Linked DNA regions of Homo sapiens: region 2 is linked to region 1. The links are chromatin loops, found by intact Hi-C in ENCODE. Cell type or tissue: PC-9. All regions are shown on one strand. Each heading gives the region's core, and the rest is flanking DNA. Links, peaks and the distances in the headings are about the cores only.

Region 1 (10,093 bases), core at 1,362-9,361:
CTTAGACTTTCTATCTTGATAAATCATCTTGAATTGCAAGGCTTCCAATCCTCTTCTCATATAATCTGAGGAGATTTTCCCCTTCTAAGGGCAAGAAAAAGGAGAGATTACTCAATTAAAAAAAAAAAGTTTTGTATTGTACACGGAAAATTCGTATTTTGATTACTTTCTCTCAAATGCTGTGAGGTCTGAACATTTAAAAAATTAATTAATGTATAAGTTTTAGGTAGAGGATTCTAGTTTTAGTCAGAGAACTTTACAAAAGATTTTCTGTCGTGGAATCTGCCATCTCATTTATCTTATTTAACACATGAGTATTCTTATTTTCCACATTCTGCTGATGAGGGTGGAAATTGGAACAACTCCTTTGAAAAAGAGTTTGGCAGTCTCCCTGAAGTTGAAAGTGCTGTGGTCCAGCAGTGTTACTCCTAAGTGTGTACCTAACAGAAATGCGTATGAATGTTTACCCAAAGACCAGAGCGTGCATAGCAGCACTGTTTGTAACAGCTTAAACGGGAAACTTCCATGTGCCTCCATGTGAAGAGACCACCAAACAGGCTTTGTGTGAGCAATAAAGCTGTTTATTTCACCTGGATGCAGGTGGGCTGAGTCCGAAAAGAGAGTCAGCAAAGGGAGATAGGGGTGGGGCCGTTTTATAGGATTCGGGTAGGTAAAGGAAAATTACAGTCAAAGGGGGGTTGTTCTCTGGCGGGCAGAGTGGGGGTCACAGGGTGCTCAGTAGGGGAGCTTTTGAGCCAGGATGAGCCAGGAGAAGGAATTTCACAAGACCATGTCATCAGTTAAGGCAGGAACAGGCCATTTTCACTTCTTTTGTGGTGAAATGTCATCAGTTAAGGCAGGAACCGGCCATCTGGATGTGTACGTGCAGGTCACAGGGGATATGATGGCTTATCTGAATGCCCCTGGAAAGTAGAATGGGTAAATAAATAATGAAATAATCACAGGATGGAATTAACATACAGCACGGAGAATGAGCAAGTCGCAGTTACACACAACATGGATGAATTTCGCAGACTTAATACCCAGCAAAGAGGGCATCCTGTAGGATTTCAGATGAAGCACAGAAACAGGCAAGGCCAGTCTTGAAGTTGGAATAGTGCCCCTTTGGGGCAGTGACAGTGATTGGATGGGGTGCTGATGATGGGGTGCTGGTCCCAGGATGCTGGTAATGTTCTTTCTTGATCGGGAGGCCAGCTACACAGGTGTGTTCAATTTGTGAAACTTCATCAGCTTGTATGCGTATGAGAAGAGCACTTTACCACATATAATTCACTGAAAAGTTTAAGTAGTTTCACTTTATTTAACTCCATGTATCCTTTCTTTAACTGCACATTACCCTTTGCAGGAGGGGCCATCTTTGGTGCCAATGTCTGCACTCCTGCCTCCTCTCTGCCCCACTCTCTTCTCTCCTAGGATTACCTCCAAATGCCATGCTCTCTCCCACTTCCCTGCCTTTGCTGTGGCCACACTTGCCCTAGAGCTCTTGCCTGACCAACTCTTAAGCTCCTTTGCAGATTCTCTCTGATCCTCTTCAGTGTGTGACCCACTCTGTTCCTTGGTCCCTGTGAATGGCTCCATTTCTGCCCGTAAGCCGCCCTCAGCCTCCTTCACTTGTGTGGGTCAGCTCTGAGCAGAGGGTCCTCTTTTTGTGTTCTTTGAGCCCCAAACCCCTAGTCCCTGGTACTTAGCATATGTAAGGGCTCAAATGTTAGTTGCATGAATTCCTTTGTCTGGATACCCCAAGCCCTGGGACAGTCTCCTTCTTGGCTGACACTACTCACTGGCCAGCTGACCACAAAGCAACAGGAAAAAAAAATTATCAAAAGGAGGAAGAAAATGAGGAAGCATTTTGTATTCCCTAGCAAGCAATTTTGAGTAACCTCAAAGCCCCATCTTTGTGTCCACTGGCAGGCTGGTGCTCAGCCCTCCGCTGGAGCCCTGGTCACCTTAGACTTCTCCCATAACCAGGGCTAGCTTCCCTCCCTGGGGTCTGAGTTCCCTGCTTCCGGCTACCCTTTTTTCCTTGCCCTGCTGAGGTGCTCGAAACTCTCCCTGAGCCCAGGAAGGTGGAGCTCAGGGCCATGTGATCTAGAGTGAGACAGCCTTGGGTGCAGGTTGCTCACCTACTCTAGACTTCTGGCCTCCCTCTTGCCTAGTGAGAGGCTTACTGGAAGGTTCTGGAAGGTGCCTCTTCTTCAGGCTTGTTCCCTCCTGTTATGTCTCCATTCTTCAGGGTACTCAGAGACTTTCTTTGGGATGGAGTTGTTGTATTTTTCCACAGTGCAATGCTCATCTCCCTTCTCTTCCTTTGAAACCAGTTTCTGCTCAGGACTAGAGAGGAGAGTGGCCATAGAAAGACATCCAATTCCCCTACTCAAACTCTGGTGTCCTGCCCTGACACAGTCAGTTGTTCCAGCATCCTTTCCTGAGAGGTGTCCTTGTTCCTGGCCAGATATAACCATGTTTGTAAGTTTCCTTTTTTTAGCTGCTCAGATCACTAAGTGATGAGGATATGTCGTATTCTCTTTAACAAATCTGTGCTCTTTAGAGTCCCTAAGAGTCTTGGTTACTTGCATTTGGTCTTGCTAGGGCAGAGGTTATCAAGCTTTTTCCCCCAGGTGATATTTGTGGCACACACATGAACTTGGGGTATACCTCCGCCCTCTCCCCTCATTTAGTAGCATTCTGTTATGTTTCCTTGAAGGAAAACCTCAAAATTTAGGATTAAAATGGAGGTACAAGAAGAGATCCTTTTTTTTTAATCGGAGGGTGGGCTGGTACACTTTAAATTGCATTTTAAGGCTGGGCGTGGTGGCTCATGCCTGTAATCCCAGCACTTTGGGAGGCTGAGGGGAATGGATCACCTGAGGTCTGGAGGTCAAGACCAGCCTGGCCAACATGGTGAAACCCCGTCTCTACTAAAAATACCAAAATTAGCCGGGCATGGTGGCGCACGCATGTAGTCCCAGCTACTCAGGAGGCTGAGGTGGGAGAATCACTTGAACCTGGGAGGCAGACATTGCAGTGAGCCAAGATTGCATCACTGCATTCCGGCCTGGGCAACAGAGTGAGAATCCACCTCAAATAATAATAATAATAATAATAATAATAATAATAATAATATTTGCATTTTAATATCAACTGCTAATTTATAGGTTTCTCATCTGCAGGCTTATTAAGTGAAGAGACAAAGCATTATTATTTAGGTATTCTTAGGATTGTAAAATAACATCATGGGGTTTTAAAAACCACATGCAGCCATGCACATGTGTTTTTATGGGAAGACATCTATCAATTTATAAGAAGTTAACTAAATCCAAACTACGTGGGTCCAAGATGGTTTTTATACAATATGGGCCTTACTTTTAACTTTTTCAAAAGATTGAAGGCTGTGTTATCTTATAGTTTAAATAATCACTATGTTGTGATTGTGTAGAGCAGGTCAGAATGTCCTGTATTCATTCTTTTAGCAAATACTTACTCAGCACCTTTACTATGTTGGGTGCTATGCTGGGCACTGGAGTGGAGTTAAGGTTTTAAAAATGATGGACACATGGCCGGGCATGGTGGCTCATGGCTGTAATCCCAGCACTTTGGGAGGCTGAGGCAGGTGAATCACCTGAGATTAGGAGTTCTAGACCAGCCTGGTGAAACCCTGTCTCTACTAAAAATACAAAAATTTGCTGGGCATGGTAGCGGGCGCCTGTAATCCTAGCTACTCAGGAGGCTGAGGCAGGAGAATTGCTTGAACCCAGGAGGCGGAGGTTGCAGTGAGCCAAGATCAAGCCATTGCATTACAGCCTGGGTGACAAGAGTGAAACTCTGTCTCAAAAAAAAAAAGTCAGTAAATTATTAGCAAACTAGCAAATTCCTGCCCCAACACTTTACAGACTTTGGGCTTATTGCTTATGGTAAATCCAAAGTAAAATCATTTTGAAGACTCAGGACTCCAGAATGCTGACTTGAGCAATGCTTCCAGAGGCACAGACCAGTACAAATGAAGTAATTCTAGCCAGTCATGGTCACCTGAATTCTGGGCAGGCCCTAAGAAGTTTCCAAATCACCAAGTTGTTTGGCCACTCTGCGTTTGCGGACAAAACATCTCTGCGCTGGCCTGATGGGAATCTGCGGCTTCCACATCCCCGCATTGGAGCCAGGCCCCTGCTCTGCTTGCCTCTTCTCCAGGATTTTGGCTTTCCCTAAAATTATTAGAACAAGAAGCAGTAACGCTCTTCTCAGCAGTCTTTTAAAACTTGCTTTAAACACTGGGTTCTCAAAAAACTAATTTTTAGAGGGTTTTTTTTTTCAAATGAAAGTAATCTGTGTCCAATGGTCAAAATATCCACAATTATGGATACATTAAAAAGAAAACCCTCAGATAACTTTTTTAAATATTTTGATGACTGTACATGTGTAAACATGTGTGCATATAAGACTATATAAACTTTTATGATTGCACAAAAAGATAGACTAATAACCGTAAGTGTTTTCCTCTGAAAACCAACAGGTTTTTACAAATTGTGTGCAGCCATGTATTTTAGCATCTCATTTTTCATTAAGCAACCATATGTTTGCTCTGTTTGTACCAAGTTCTTGAGAAGAGTTCCTTTAATGCCATTAACTCCATAGGGTTTGACATATGCAACAGCAGTAAGTATTGAATGTGGTGGCAAGGAGGTGGGTGGTGATTTTTTAAAAAAGAGAGAGTGGTAAAAATATATCACAGGTACACAAGGAGTACTTATAATTTCTATGGTAAGCATGATTATGACAGAAAATGAATCATGCCACCTGTGCTGTGTCAGTTAGCAACAGAGGAAGAAAAATCAGAAGGATGGAGAAATCTAAGAGTGTGGCATCAGTATCAGTGGGGGGGTGACTATGACAGTATTTCCTCAGAACTAAGACACGTCTTTGTTTTTTTTTAACATATCTGAATTTTATATTTGATTTTTGCTGCCAGCCAGGGGACAGGCATGACATGTCATCTCCTGGACATATGTGAACATCAAAAGGGCAGACACCTGCAGGGGCGGAAAAGATTTCCTCACCCATCACAAGGTCCCCCATAAGAAAAGACAAGATAAACAAGAGAAAAGCATACAAATCTATTTAATATAAGTTTTACATGACACAGGAGACTTTATGAGAAATTGAAGACCTAAAGAAATAGGTAAACTTTGTATATTTTTATGCTTAAGTTTGAGGAAGACTGGACAGTCATGGAGAAATATAATTGGATAAAGTGGGTGTGATCTAATGGGAATAAACTGGGGAGAATTTAGCAAGGCTGTTTGTTCAGATTCTTCTGTATCCCTGTGTCTTCAGAGTTAAAGATGTTTCTTTCCTCTGGATATGGGGCGGGCACCTCTGGAATGAGGATCCTGTGACCTGCTTCAGGGGAGAGGGACAAGGGGAAGTTGAGAGACTTTCCTGTTTCTGCTGTTTCCTCAAATGCCAAGGTGCCATTTTTTGGGGTAGAATGTCCTGAGTCCCAACACACCAAACTTTTGTGGGATGGGTGTCCAGCAGCTTGGAAGAACATCCTGCAGAGAAAAGTGAAGGGCTTGTTAAGCATCACTGGATCCAACTAATTGTGCGGAGGAGTTTGAGGAGGTGTGACTCAGACTTGCTTAGCCACATTCCTGAAGTGGGAGTCAGAAGTAAGCTGGCTCTAGAGGATTGCAAAGCTGGCTTAAGAACTTCTGCACCCTTAGCTTTGAGGCTTCCAGTGCTGTTGTGGATTAATTAAAAAATGCTGCGTCACCGGTGCTCTCATGAAACACACAACACTTCTGTGTGGAAAATTATGAACATACATGATTCAGAGTTGAAAAATGATGAGAGCAGTTGGATTCTAAATGTAAAAGTTTTGGAAACCTTAGCCAACCTACTTCAATTCTATATCCCTTATTAAATATATACAATAGTGATAGATAATAAAAATGTGTCTAAGTCTCAGCTCTTATGAAAAGGATAAAATTAAAATTTGAAGTGTTAAGAAAGAATTATACATATTTTAATTGGCTGCTTTTTTTCTTCCTGGAAGTAATAAAATGATGGTGCGTCTAATGGCATATATGTTTGATGAAATATCATACCCTGTTGTTATCCTGGAAGAAAGCAAGCAGTTTGTGGAAATCATGAAAGGCTCTGTGTGTGAAGGCGCCTCAGAGTGACACAATATTTAAGGCCCTTTCAAACCTGCACATCCTCAGAGGGAGAGGGTAGGTGGCCCCTGCAGTTATCAAAGCTGTTGAGGAGTTCCCAACTAACCCACAGACATCTGCCTCAACAGATCTTCTGACGCAGCCACCCAGGCAAATGGATATCAGCCAAAAAGAGCCCAAGGGTCCCTGGTTTAAAGCACCATCAAAGGGCCCACTCATCCTCCTGTTAGGAGGCAAAGCGCCTGAAATCTCCACACTTACCCTTATGTGGGAGAAGAGATTTCTTACCCATTCATGGCTGATGCCCCTATAACAAAAGACAGATTAACAAGAGAAAAGCAAACAAATTGATTTAATATAAGCTTATGTCACATAGATGTCTTCAGAAAGCCCCAAGGAAACAGGGCAAACTGTATTTTTAGGGACAGTCATACAGAAGTTTGATCAAAGGACAAAAGATCTAATGGTAATAAACTCAGGGGTAGGGGTACTTAGCAAGGCCTGTTTGTTCAGCATCATCTTGGCATCCCTGTGTGATATTTCTTTCCTCTGGGTATGGTGCAGGGCCCCTCTGGAATCGGGTCTTAATGATCTATTTTCTGGGGAAGGTGAGCTAGGTCTCATGGCTTGCTTTAGAGGAGGAGTAAGGGGAATTCTTCCTAGTTTCTATGGGCTGCTTCTCCTGTTCCCTCAAATGCCCAGGTACTGTGATTGGAGGTAGTGTGTCCTGAACATGCATCACCTTCTTAGACATGGGGTTTGTTAAGAAATGTGCTCAGGAATGTCGTTTGGATTCTTACCTGTTTGTTAATAATATATATGCATGCCACGTATCTGTATTTACACACACACACAGCCTTAGTCTGTCTGGTGCTGCTATAACAATACTACAAACTGAGTAATTTATAAAGAACAAAATTTATCACAGTTCTGGGGTCTGGGAAGCCCCAAGATCAAGACACTAGCATCTGGTAAGGGCTTTCTTGCTCTGTTTTCACATGGCAGAAGGTGGAAGGGCAAGAGAGTGAACTCACTCTCACAAGCCCTTTTCTATAGCAGCATTAATTCACGAGGGCTCTACCTTCATGGCCTAAACACCTCCCAAAAAGTCTGCCTCCCAACATTGTTGCATTAGGGGTTAAATTGCCAACACATGAATTTTAGGAGACACATTCAGACCATAACATGTTCATTTGTAAACAGATGGTTCCCAACTTACTTTTTTTTTTTAATCAGGGCAGCCTTCATTTTACAAAGCAGAATGAAAGCACCGCTACTTTTTTTTTTTTAACTTTCTGATATTGTGAAAGCAATATGCATTTGGTAGAAATCATACTTCAAATTGATTTTGAATTTTGACCTTTTTCCAGGCTAGGGATATGTGGTATGATACTCTCTTGTGATGCTGGACGGTGGCAGTGAGCCAGCAGCTCCTAGTCAGCCACCCAATCATGAGGGTAAACAACCTACACTTTACAGTGGACTGTGTTGCCAGATGATTTTGCCCAACTGTAGGCTAATGTAAGTGTTCTGAGCACATTTAAGGTAGGCCAGGCTAAGCTCTGATCAGTAGGCTAGTTGTATGAGATGCATTTTGACTTACAATATTTTCAGGTTACAATGGGTTTACTGGGATGTAACCCCACTGTAAGCAGAGGAGCATCTGTGTACGTATGTATGTCTTCTATAAAGATCTGTGCATATATGACCCAGCACTCACAAGTTCATGCACACACACATATTGTTTGATGACCTGCTTTTTTACACTTAACGCAACTCTGTGTCATTGCATATTCTCTGTAGTGTCATTGTAAGTGACACCATAGAATTCTTTTGTTTGGGTTTATGCTAGTTTATTTAATGAGTTATTCATTCAATGATTTCTTCTAGTTATTTAATGTTATAAATAATGTCAGAGACATTTTTGTGCCCATACTGTGTGTGGCTCTGTGTGTGTGAGTTCTTTTAACAAGGTTTACTGATTCAGACTTTGCTTGGTCTAAGTGCAAAGGATCACAGGCCTCTTATGGCCCCTTTACTATCTTTTGTAAAAATGTGTGTGTAGGTTAAAGGCCCAAAATATGGTTAGGATGAGGGTTATAACCATGATATTAAGCTCAGGCTCAAGATCCACCCAGTCTTGGGCGAATGACCTCGGGCTAGGTCTTAACCTCTCCAGGATGTAGTGTTCTCATTTGTAAATCAAATCGACTCCTGCTTTGTAAAATTGTTGGGGAGTAAGATCAGGTGTATGAAGTACCTGGTATGGGGCTGGCACATGGTAACCCCTAAGCCCATGTTAGTCCAGCTTGGGTAGTGGATTGTATTCATGCTGATACAATCTGAAAGTTCTGAAAGATCATAAAGGGCTTATAACAGATGGTGCTGTCCGTTGACCACTTATGCCTTTGTTCCTTAGTTTTCATGGGCGGACTAAAATAAAAAGAATAAAATAGTATGTACCCAGTAGGCATGACGAGCTTCATGGGCCTGTGACTTGTGCGGTCGCGGAGGGTGCCGTGCTTAGTTTAGTGCTCTGCTTAGTTTAATGCTCTGCTGTCCCTGTCTTGAAATTCTTGATTTTGAACACAGGCTCCCTGTTTCTGTTTTTCACCGGGCCCCACAAATGATGTAGCCAGTGTTGTCCAGAAGATTGTTAAGAGGGTGAAATTAGAACTCTCAAAGCACTGAGTGTAGTACTCAGGATATAATAGGATTCAATAATCACTAGGTGACTATAATAATTTTTTGTAAGCAGAAACAACTAAGTATATTAATAGACATTACATTATGAAAACAGCAGTGTGGGATATATAATTAATCTCATTTACAGATAAACTGAGGCCCAAGAAATTAAATAACCTGCTAAAACCACATTGCTTATGAAAGCAGAGCTTGGATTCACACCCAAATTCTTCTCACCCAAAGCACCACTGTTGACCTGACCTATTAAGTGTTAGTTCCCTTCATTCCTTCCCAGGAGAACCTCTCTGTAAAACCTCGTATTTAAGCTTCCTTGATACCCATCAGCACCCCAAGCCTTACTCCCAGCAGAATTTTCAGAGCCCCTCAAAGTGATCCAGAATTCCCACCAGACCTAGAAACTGTTGAGGCTACAGCAAATGGGAAGCACAGTTCTCCTGCTCACCCTCAGTCACCCTGTCTCATCCCATCCTGTCCTGTCCCCAAGCCTGCCCAGAATTACTTGCTCAGAGTTCCATATCTGGGCAAATATGACCAGCCTGGTGACAACTTAGCTTCCTTCCTTTGGTTCCTGAAAAACTTAGCATTGGATGACTACCATCTAACTAATACCTCCAGACCTTCATGAGAATCAGTGAGAGATCCGCCGGCATTGGGTCCTAGCAAAGTAGCTGTAAGAGATGCCTATGACCCATACACTGAGGACCTGACCATCTGCCTGGTGGCAGAGATCCCTTGCTTTCCTACACTGCCAGGCTGTGATTTGCTCTGCCCACTCTTTTCCCTGCCAGAAAAGAAAGAAGATCCATTCCACCATGCTGCTCAGAAGCAGGTAGACAGCTTCATGTGGGGAAGTTCTAGTGCAGGCCTGCTTGCAGCATGTGGCCTCTGAGTAGAGAAGTTAGTACGTGAGCATTGCGTCTCTCGGATTGCTAGATTTGAATTTTGAATGTGACAATGAGACTGTTGTTTCAAAGCAATTCCCTAAGTGGCTGTTTGCTCAAGACTTTTGTAGTGTGAACAGAGATTTGGGGGAGGGGGAGAAGCCATCTGCTCCAGAATAGTCTTCGAATGACACGATCAAATGACTGCAGAGCAAACTGGAGGGAGTCCAACAGAAAGTTCCTGTCTGCTGCATCCAGCCCCAACCAGCACTCAAGCCATTGTGTTTACATGGAAGCTCACACACAGGTTTCAAA
Region 2 (10,093 bases), core at 855-8,854, 94 kb after region 1:
TTTCCCATGGACACAGTGCCAAGTAGCACCAAAGCCAATATTTCAAATCTAAAGCTTATATGTAGTCGACACCCAACTGCCAATTACCACTCCAGTTTTCTGTAACTTCTCATTAGATAATAAGGGCTAGTCACAAAACCTCCATTGTGTACACCCTTATTTGGATGGCATTTTTAACAAAGCCCTTTCACATTGAATCCCCATCCCTGAACTTTGCACTGAGACATACTAACTAATCAATGTCATCTGCTGACCCACCAGCACCATTTTCTATAAAATGTGTTTTTGTCACAGGCATCTTATTTTCCTCTCATCTAGTTTTGACTCTTGCTCAGCTGTAGCTCTGCCAACAGCTCCTTAGCATGCACTATGAAGGTGTATGTTGTCAAGGCTTGTCTTCATGGTGACATTGAGTACCAGACCCCATTATAAGGCCCTTACACAAGCAGAATGAATGGTGTGTTACCCCACGGGTTTTAACCATAGTACCTGAATCTTCCAACTTTTCAGTAAATAGTGAGGAGCAAGTAAGATTTGGCTCTCTATAAATGCCAACTAATAGTCAAAAAGGACAGATAGTCAGGGTCTGGAAGAACTGAACGAAATTATGTTCAAATCCTCTTGAACTAGAAGTATGCTTAAAACAGATCCTACATTCTTGAGCAGTGGTCTGTAATAAAAGTAATGGTAAAAGGTAAATCTTTTACCAGGGTGCCCAGTTGCACTATTTGTTATAAAACCGAATGTGTCTGGATGGAAAGTCATTTGCTGTGGTGGTATCAATATTACAGCTCTTGACATCTCTCTCTATGGGCTCAGTTGACCTGAAATAAGATGACCATTTCACATACTAACAGGGCATTTTTCGATGATCTGTTTGACCTTTGCCTCTGGGCTCAGCAATAAGAGGAGTAATAAGATGACATTTTTAGCAGAACAAAGGAACAAGAAACCCAAAGAATTTAAGCTTAAGGGAGCTTAAATACAACAATGAAATAGCTGTGAACATTTAGTTAATACCTGTCCCTTCCTGCAGTGCTTCTGTAGCTTGGCTGCATGTTAACATCACCTGGGAGCATTAAAAAAACCCTGTCTACCAGGTCAGACCTCAGACCAATTAAATCAGAATCCCCCAGGGAGGGACCCAATCATCAGTATCTTTTGAATGTTTTGGCCAGGCACGGTGGCTCACGCCTGTAATCCCAGCACTTTGGGAGGCCGAGGCGGGCGGATCACCTGAGGTCAGGATTTCAAGACCAGCCTGACCAACATGGAGAAACCCGTCTCTACTAAAAATACAAAATTAGCCAGGTGTGGTGGCACGTGCCTGTAATTGCAGCTACTTGGGAGGCTGAAGCAGGAGAATCGATTGAACCCAGGAAGTGGAGGTTGCGGTGAGCCGAGATCACACCACTACACTCCAGCCTGGGCAACAAGAGCGAAACTCCATCTCAAAAAAAAAAAGTTTTCTAGCTGATTCTAAGGTGAGAAACACTGTGTAAAGATACTAAGGACACACCTCTAAAGTAACGTTTGCAGACTTATCAGACAAAAGATACAGGACATCTACTTGGATTTGAATTTCAGATAAAGAATTTTTTAAATTAAGTATGTCCCTTGCAATATTTGGGTTGTACTCATACTAAAAAACTACTATCATCTGACATTCAAATTTAAATGGGTGTCTTCTATTTTATCTGGGAATCTTACACAGGACAAAACTGAAAAATCAAACAAGAGGGGTAGAAATAAAGACTCAGCAACAGGGAAATTTCACTGGGTATAGGTTCCTGTCTCAAAGAACAAGAACACCTGGAATATAACAAAAAGAAAAGTTGTGCCAGGCCAGTACCATCCTGAGGGAGAGTTCCCAGGTCACGGAGGAGGAGGGAGGACTTCAGGACTGACTTCTGGACAGACCTCCTTAGTACCTGTATTCGTGTGCCATAATAAAATATCACGGACTGGGTGGCTAAGGTGCCAGCAGGTTCAGTTTCTCCTGAGGCTTCTTTGGTTGGCTTGCAGATCGCCTCCCTCTCGTCATGTCATTTCTCCGTGTAAACAAATCCTCTGTGTGTCTGAATTTCCTTTTCTTCAAAGGACACTAACCAGATTGGATTAAGGCCCACCCATGTGACCTCATTTGACCTTAATTACCTCTTTATAAAGGCCCTATCTTCAGATACAGTCACATTCTGAGATACTCGCAGTTTTGACTCTCATATAAATTTTGAACACATTTCAGCCCTAAACAGTGTCCCTCACTGGACTGGAGTCCTGAGGGGCTATGAGGCGGTTAGGTTGGTAGGGCAGTCAAGTATTATTGTTCTGATATCGTCTTCCCAGGGCCACCCCAGCCCAGCCACCCTCACCCCATCTCCTGCCATCAGGCTGTGCAAGAGAGTGACTGTGCCCCTGAGCCACCAGGGAAGGGAAAACAGTTTTGTTTGTTTTTTGTTTGTTTTTTTAGACAGAGTCTTGCTCTGTCGCCTAGGCTGGAGTGCAGTGGCGCGATCTCGGCTCACTGCAACATCTGCCTCCCAGGTTCAAGCAATTCTCATGCCTCAGCCTCTAGAGCGACTGGAATTACAGGTACGCACCACGACGCCCGGCTAATTTTTGGTTTTTTTGTTTTTGTTTTTTAGTAGAAGCAGGGTTTCACCATGTTGCTCAGGTTGGTCTCGAACTCCTGGCCTCAAGTGATCCGCACCCCTCGGTCTCCCAAAGTGTTGGGATTACAGGTGTGAGCCACCGCGCCCGGAAAAGGGGCATTTTTTATGGAAGTTACAGAAAGGAGGGTTAGGAGGGCACATGTGGAAACTGCTTTTTTCTGGGGAGGAGAGGGGAGGGGAGGAACATCACCAAATAGGAGGATGATAAGGGTAAAATGGAAGAGCATGTTACACCAACAGGGACCACATGCAAAAGAAAGAATATTGCAAATGATACCCACTTCTCCTGAGGCTGAGGAAACTAACAAAGGGAGTAGGTAGGATACAAGAAACAAATCACGATTTCTACAGCAATGGAAGAACTGTAGACACACTCTCCACACCACTCCTACAGCTGACTTCCCCCGTTTCTTTTGTCCCTTTCAGAAAAAAACAAAAATGCCTCAAGTGTTATGAGCTTTGCTCAGGAGTTGGAGAAAAGACAGCTCTGTCTTCATTTTATTGAAGTCACGGGCTTGGTCAGTTTTCAAGAACTCGATTCACTGTCTCCGAGCAGCTGACCTGGGTTTACTGCTCTGGGGCATGAATATGCATGGCTAGGGGACCCAGATGTGCGAGGCTGCAGGGGGATTCTCAGGACATGCAGGCTCACATGCACACACGCGGGCCTGCCAGGGTTTGAGGCGCTGCCAACGGGAGGAGCAGCCGCGAGCCTGCCCTCCCGGGAGTTGTTCTACAGAGTCTTTGGCCACTGCCTACCCGGGGCTCCCCCGGGCAGGGGAGGCGCGGACGGGCGTGCAGGGCCTTCTTCCCAGACACCTGAACCACAGGTGGAGAAGAGTCTGGGGGAGGACTGGGTATTTACTTAGGGTTTTAGACGGAGGGGACAGCACATCACTCTTTCCGTTTTGTCCTATTCTGTATTTACAAAGAGCGTGTGGTCGGGCAAAGGGGCGAGCCGAACCAGCTACCAATAAAGGGAGAAATGCAGCCCCCAAGGCGCTCAACTTTCCGGGGTGGTAGAAACGTGGAGGTCCCGTGTCTGCTGCAGAGCCGTGACCCAGGCTCCCCGCGCGCCTTTGTCCCCGCACGCCGCCCACGCTCCTCTGCCCTCAAGGTCGCGGCGCAGGCGGCCGCTGTCGCTCGGGCACGACCCATTCGGCCGCCTGGCCCGCAGCCTCTCGCTGCCATTCCAACACGAATGAAAGCCTCCTTAATAAGAGTGTAAATAAAAGCCAGGCTGAGAAATGAGTTTTCCGTCCCAGCAATCACCGGCCGAACCTCAGCTGTAAATAGCCTCGGGGAGCCACCTGGGGAGTCCCGGAACCTGGGGGATCCAGGCCATCATCTCAGCAGCGCCGCCAACAGCTGGGAGCGGCTGGAACCTGGACCCGGGAGGCAGCGCCAGTCCCGCTCCGGCACTGTGGCAGGAAATCACTCGGGGCCTACACCCCCGCCCCCGCGCTGGAGGACCCTCCACCCTCGCAGTGCTACTCCTTGGGGGCCGAGTGCGGCCGACAGAATAATCTCAGTCTGCGGTGTCCTTGGGAGGGACGGCGGCCAGGCCCCCTAATTTATGGTCATCGGTGGAATGGCTTTAACATGATTTATCTGACCGCGGAGGAGATGGCAAAAGCCTCGAGAAGAATGATTGGCCGTCCAGGCTTTGTGCATTTCTGATTGGCCTTATTAATTTAGAACAGAGCCAGGGAGCAGCCTCCCGGCTGAGCCAGAAAAATCAACTTGGCAACAGCCTCCACGTAGAGTCAGTTTTGGGGCTGGCAAAGGTTTAACTTTTGCCGAAACTGAAGGAATAATGTATTGCTTTAAGCAGTCGGGGAGTTTGACAGAAGGTGCTAGCACACTGATTAAAGCAGATTTAGTCTGAAAGAGAGTGAAGATCATTTGGTTTGACTGATTCCTTTTTTTCTTCTTCGTGTTTGTACAGACCAAAGACATCAGTGTTTGGTGGGTGGAAGGGAGGAAGAGTGTTTTCTTGTTTTTATTGTTAATGTTTGACTACTGGGGGAGAAACACAACACTTATGGCTTAGAAGGGAAGAAATTTGGGGAAATCAGGAAGCAAGTAAGTATTGGAACATGCTTTTTAAAATGATACATTTCACAATCCTTGGGAAAAATATTTCTTGCCTTTTGAGTTCTCTTCATACATCATAACTAATATTTATGGAATCTATAAATTATTGGATAAGCACACCAAATACACCACACTTCACAAGGTCATTATTCTGTGTTACAGTATTAACTGTCCTTTAAATGTCACCATTGAGTGATGCAACTTTAGTCCCATGAATAAAGGACTAAATAAGAATTTTAGGGAGTTATCATATTTAATGGAAAATATTTTCATACGAATGAATGACAAATTCAGTAGGGGTGGATATGTAATTTAAATGTATATCCATTCATCATATTTATCTGTATGTGTAGGACTCAGATGTAGACATATAGCACTAGGCAACCTCCAAATATAATCCTTAACACTCTGTTCTTCAGGTGGACCAGAACAAAGCCAGAGAGAGCAAGAGAATGTGATTGCTTGAGGGAGGGGGCAGGTTGTTGTCACACATGCAGTGGCACAATCATTTCTTTTCTTTATAGTTCTAACCAGAAAAATAGACTGGGAGCAGCTGAGTACCAATTTATTTTGCTGCCTGAACCGATGAGTGGTTGCCTTAAATGTCATTGAGTTGGAAGGTTGTGCATTTCATTCGCTGCCAGGTTACAGGAAGCTTTGAAGCAGGTCTAGAAAGCCATCAGTAATTGTCTTGCCACCTATCAAGGTGGGCAAGTGCAATCCTGCCGGGTGGAATTGGCTCAGTGGGGGATGAAAGCTGCCTGTCATCGCTGACTAGTCTCATCAAATGCTGCTTGAGAAGAAACAAAGGTGGCCCATTTAGTCTCATTAAAGAGCAAAGTGGAGTGGAAGGTAAGGATTACCTCCCAGGACAACAAAAACGGATTTGGGGGTTGTTTGGGCCACAAGCCACAGCATGTGCATACAACACAGAGGTCCTTTGTCCAGTTCCCTAAATGTGTAACACTCATGTGAAGTATAGTAATAGAGGTAAGAAGAGAGTGCTGTGGAAAATCAGGGGACAGAGCATTTCAGAATCTGTAATGGTCAAAGAAGGTTTTCCATACATGCTGGGTGCTGTACTGGGTGAAGGATGAGTAAGAGTTGGCCAAGGAGAAAAGGCAAAGGTCATGCTTGCTATGGTGGAACACAGGGCATAAAGGAGAGGAGACAAGATGGAGATGACCCACACTGCCCAACCCTGTGTAATGCCAAATGAGGATCCTCAAAGTATAACTTCAAGATGTGTCTCACCTCTTTGTGAAACTACATGTTTATCAGGGACCAGAAATTTCACTCCCTAATAAAGATCAAGTCAGGTGTCTCCTCTCATTTTCTAAGAAAAAATAATGCGAAACTCTAGATGTTTCTTTAAGCACAGCTAGCCATAATGATAACAGGACAAGCCAAAATAATAAAAAAACACTAAACACTGAAATCCTAGTATAATTGTTTTAGCTTAAAGTAATCCTACTTCATTAATATGACACATGGCACAGAAACAAATCAGAATACTGCATGCAGTCTCCTCAGCTCTCCACAACTTGAACTCTGGTGGTTTTCCTCTAAGGACAGACAAGCTAGCAGTCACCAGCAACATTCCCTAGATCCGGCACAATGGTCCGGTTTTGCCCCTCTGCTTTGTCCTGCTGGGCTGCTCTTGGGACCCTGCGGGAAAGTCATCTGTCATCACAACAAAAATCAGCTCAGTTCATTTGCATTCATTTGCTCACTGGGTAGCTCCCTCCCAGGCCACCCAGTGGGTGCTTCTCTTTCTTCTTTAGCCTCCTCCTCCTCCCTCATTGTTCAAATCATTGTCGAGCATCAGAATTATGACTGGAGAACTGACTGTTGCCCTCAGTCAAAAAAAGAAAAGAAAAGAAAAGAAAAGAAAAGAAAGAAAGAAAGAAAGAAAGAAAGAAAGAAAGAAAGAAAGAAAGAAAGAAAGAAAGAAAAGAAAGAAAGAAAGAAAAACACCTCTTTTGTCTTGCTTCAGTCAACCTCATGGCTATGTGGATGTGTTTCTAGCAGCCCTACTTTTCTCTATAAAGATGTAATGCTACTAATTTTGTCTTCGAAAATGCACATTCTTTAGTCGTGGATTCTAGGCCATCATAAACAGCATTTCCAAGACCTCTATTCTCATATACTGCCTATCTTACCCGAAAGTACTTCTTCCCTTTTTGGCTGTGTTATTCAATACCTCTCTGTGCGATTTGGAATTGAGCCTTTGAGGAGGTTTTCTTGGAGGACTCACAGTACTTGTGTATGAAGGGCAGAAGCCTGGATAGCCCAGGGGCTTGCCAAGGGATTCCAGATGTGCTCATAAATAGCAGTTCTAGGTAACTCCGACAGGATGGGTGTTTTTATTCATTCATTTTGCAAACGTTACAGAAGCTCTTCCATATATTTCAAGGGTTATGGAGATGAATAAAATGAATCTACTCTAGGGAAGCAGACACCTAAATTTGTAATGCTCACATGAGATAGTACAATAATAGAGGTAAGAAGAGAATGCTGTGGAAAATCAGAGGAAAATCAGACTCTCAAAGTGTTTAAGAGTCTGCAAGGATCAAGGAATGTCTCCCACAAACGCTTATGACTGCACTGGGTCATGAAGGATGAAGGAGAGAGCTGGTTAACAGAAGGAGTGAAAGGTTGGCCATAGGTAGAAAAAAAAAGGCTTAAATGGGAGGAAAAGTAGGACAGGTGGAGAGGAGAGGCAAGAAGGAAGAGTCTGTGGGCTGAAAGAAAGAATGAACAAAATGGAAAAAATCGGCCAGGCACGGTGGCCCACACCTGTAATCCTAGCACTTTGGGAGGCCAAGGTGGGCAGATTGCCTGAGGTCAGGAGTTCAAGACCAGCCTGGCCAACCAACATGGTAAAACCCCATCTCTACTAAAAATACAAAAATTAGCCAGGTGTGGTGGTGCGTGCCTGTAATCCCAGCTACTGGAGAGGCTGAGGCAGGAGAATCACTTGAACCCAGGGAGGCAGAGGTTGCAAGTGAGCTGAGATCATGCCATTGCCCTCCAGCCTGGGTGACAGAGCAAAACTCTGCTCAAAAAAAAAAAAAAAAAAGGAAAAAATGGACATGGACAAGAGTGAAAAAAGGAGCTAGACCAGGTGTGGTGGCTCATTCCTGTAATCCCAGTGCTTTGGGAGGCTAATGTGGGAGGACTGCCTAAGGCCAGGAGTTCAAGACCTACCTAAGAAATAAAGAAAGACCCTCATCTCTACAAAAATTAAAATTAAAATTAAAAATTAAAAAAATAAAAGTAGCTAGGCTCACTCCAAGGGCAAACACTACTAATCATCTCACCACTATCTTTCTCACAAATGATGTTGACCTCCAGGAAATGAGTGACTCAGTGTTCACAATATGCTATTAAGAGCTTCAGACAGGTATGGAAGGGGGAAAATAACACCCAGGCATTGAAAAAGTTTGGAATACATTGAAATGATATTAGCTGTTATCTGTTATTATCTATGGGTAGTGGGATTATTCATGATTTTAATTCCTTCTTTTTACTTATCTATATTTTCTATTCTATGGTGAATGTGAACACTTGCAAATAAACTATTTTAATGGGCTACCAGTGATCTTTAATGAAAACACATTGTATTAGTCCGTTTTTATACTGCTATATAGAACTGCCCAAGACTGGGTAATTTATAAAGGAAAGAGGTTTAATTGACTCACAGTTCAGCATGGCTGGGGAGGCCTCAGGAAACTTAACCATGGCAGAAAGCAAAGGGGAAGCAATGCACCTTCTTCACAAGGCAGCAGGAAGGAGAATGAATGCAGGAGGAATTACCAAACACATAAAACCATCAGCTCTTGTGAGAACTCATCCACTGTCACAAGAACGGCATGGAGGAAACTGCTCCCATGATTCAATTGCCTCCACCTGTTCGCTCCCTTGACACACAGGGATTATGGGGATTACAATTCAAGATGAGATTTTGGGTGGGGACACAGCCAAACCATATCACACATTCTAATTAAAGGGTTCCTAAAGTTAAGTTCTTGATAATGACATTTGATCCACATGTGAAAAGGTAAAACTGAAAGATTAAGACTATCTTATTCAGTAGGCAGGTTTCGCAGAGATAGTGTGGGGTATGTCTCATTTCTATGTATGTAAATATTACCTCCGCCACCTTCCTCCAACCCACGAGGGCAGAAACAAACCTACAATCATCTTAGTAGCCCCTGCTCCTAGCACATTATCTGGTACAAGTAGATGCATGTTTAATAACTATTGTTTAATGAAAGAATGCATATTTGAGAAAATAGAACCCTCAAGCATAGCCCACATAAAAAAGGAGGTTCAGCATTTCCTTGCCATGTAACTAACTTACTTCATGACCTCAGAATTTGGGGGATTTGGGGGATTGTCTAGATGAAAACGAACCCCACGATAGAAAGCCTTTTGTGGGAGGCAGCTTCCGATGCGGCTCCCTGTGATCCTGCCTTCTTGTATTCACTTCTTTGTGTAAATCCCTTTCTTTTGCCTATGGACTGGACCTAGTGACTTCCTTTTTTTTTTTTTTTTTGAGACGCAGTTTCACTCTTTTTGCCCAGGCTGGAATGCAGTGGCGCAATCTCGGCTCACCACAACCTCCACCTCCCGGTTCAAGCGATTCTCCTGCCTCAGCCTCCCAAGTAGCTGGGATTAGAGGCACGTGCCGCCACACCTAGCTAATTTTGTATTTTTAGTAGAGATGGGGTTTCTCCAAGCTGGTCTCAAACTCCCGACCTCAGGCCATCTGCCTGCCTTGGCCTCCCAAAGTGCTGGGATTACAGGTGTGAGCCACCGTGCCCGGCTGTGACTTGCTTCTAAGAAACAGAATATTCAAATAGTGATGGGCAATTACTGCTAAGATTAAAACACAACAGACCTTCACTTCCATCTTGCCAGCACTCTCTCTTGCTCACATTTTCTTTCGTCCTCCTGCTTGCTTGATCTGATTAAAAACCAGCTGCCATGTTGTGAGATGCTCAACAAAGAGGCCCAGGTGACAAGGAATTGACCAGCTGCCCATGATAAACTGAATCTTGCCAGCTACCATGTGAATGAGATGACTACCCCATTGAAAGAGACCCAGCACCAGCCTGCTTGTATTCCTGTCCCTCAGAAAACTGCAAGATAACTAAGTGATAGGTAACTAAGATACCTTTCTTGCTTTTTTTTTTAAGCTATAGTCCTTTTCTAGTGTCAACTGTGCAGTTAGTTACTCAGAAAATTCACTCATCAATTTACTGTGATGTGAGGGAATCACTGGTTTGCAAACTACCTACAGGGTAATGTTTTAGATA

What was found. A loop is a pair of places that touch in the nucleus more often than their neighbours do. Peaks named below come from ENCODE experiments on the same cell type or tissue, not always from the same donor. Only the 100,000 strongest peaks of a DNase experiment are listed, where the experiment ranks them.
Region 2: it touches region 1 in a loop (14-fold over the local background); 12 of 110 quality-filtered maps call a loop at or near these places.

The regions. Positions count from the first base shown.
Region 1 is chr12:62,720,689-62,730,781 of GRCh38, reverse strand. All of the region lies in intron 5 of PPM1H (protein phosphatase, Mg2+/Mn2+ dependent 1H), which reads left to right. Among named protein-coding and RNA genes, the nearest start is that of MIRLET7I, 120 kb to the right of the region's middle. RefSeq lists an enhancer at 5,184-6,383. In PC-9, for the core only: no CTCF peak of the experiment used is centred there; DNase peaks (open chromatin) are centred at 4,001, 4,791 and 5,661; H3K4me3 peaks cover 590 bases; H3K27ac peaks cover 5,684 bases.
Region 2 is chr12:62,625,947-62,636,039 of GRCh38, reverse strand. No RefSeq gene overlaps it. Among named protein-coding and RNA genes, the nearest start is that of MIRLET7I, 27 kb to the right of the region's middle. RefSeq lists enhancers at 5,234-5,858, 6,184-6,902. In PC-9, for the core only: no CTCF peak of the experiment used is centred there; DNase peaks (open chromatin) are centred at 3,969 and 4,229; H3K4me3 peaks cover 1,725 bases; H3K27ac peaks cover 1,662 bases.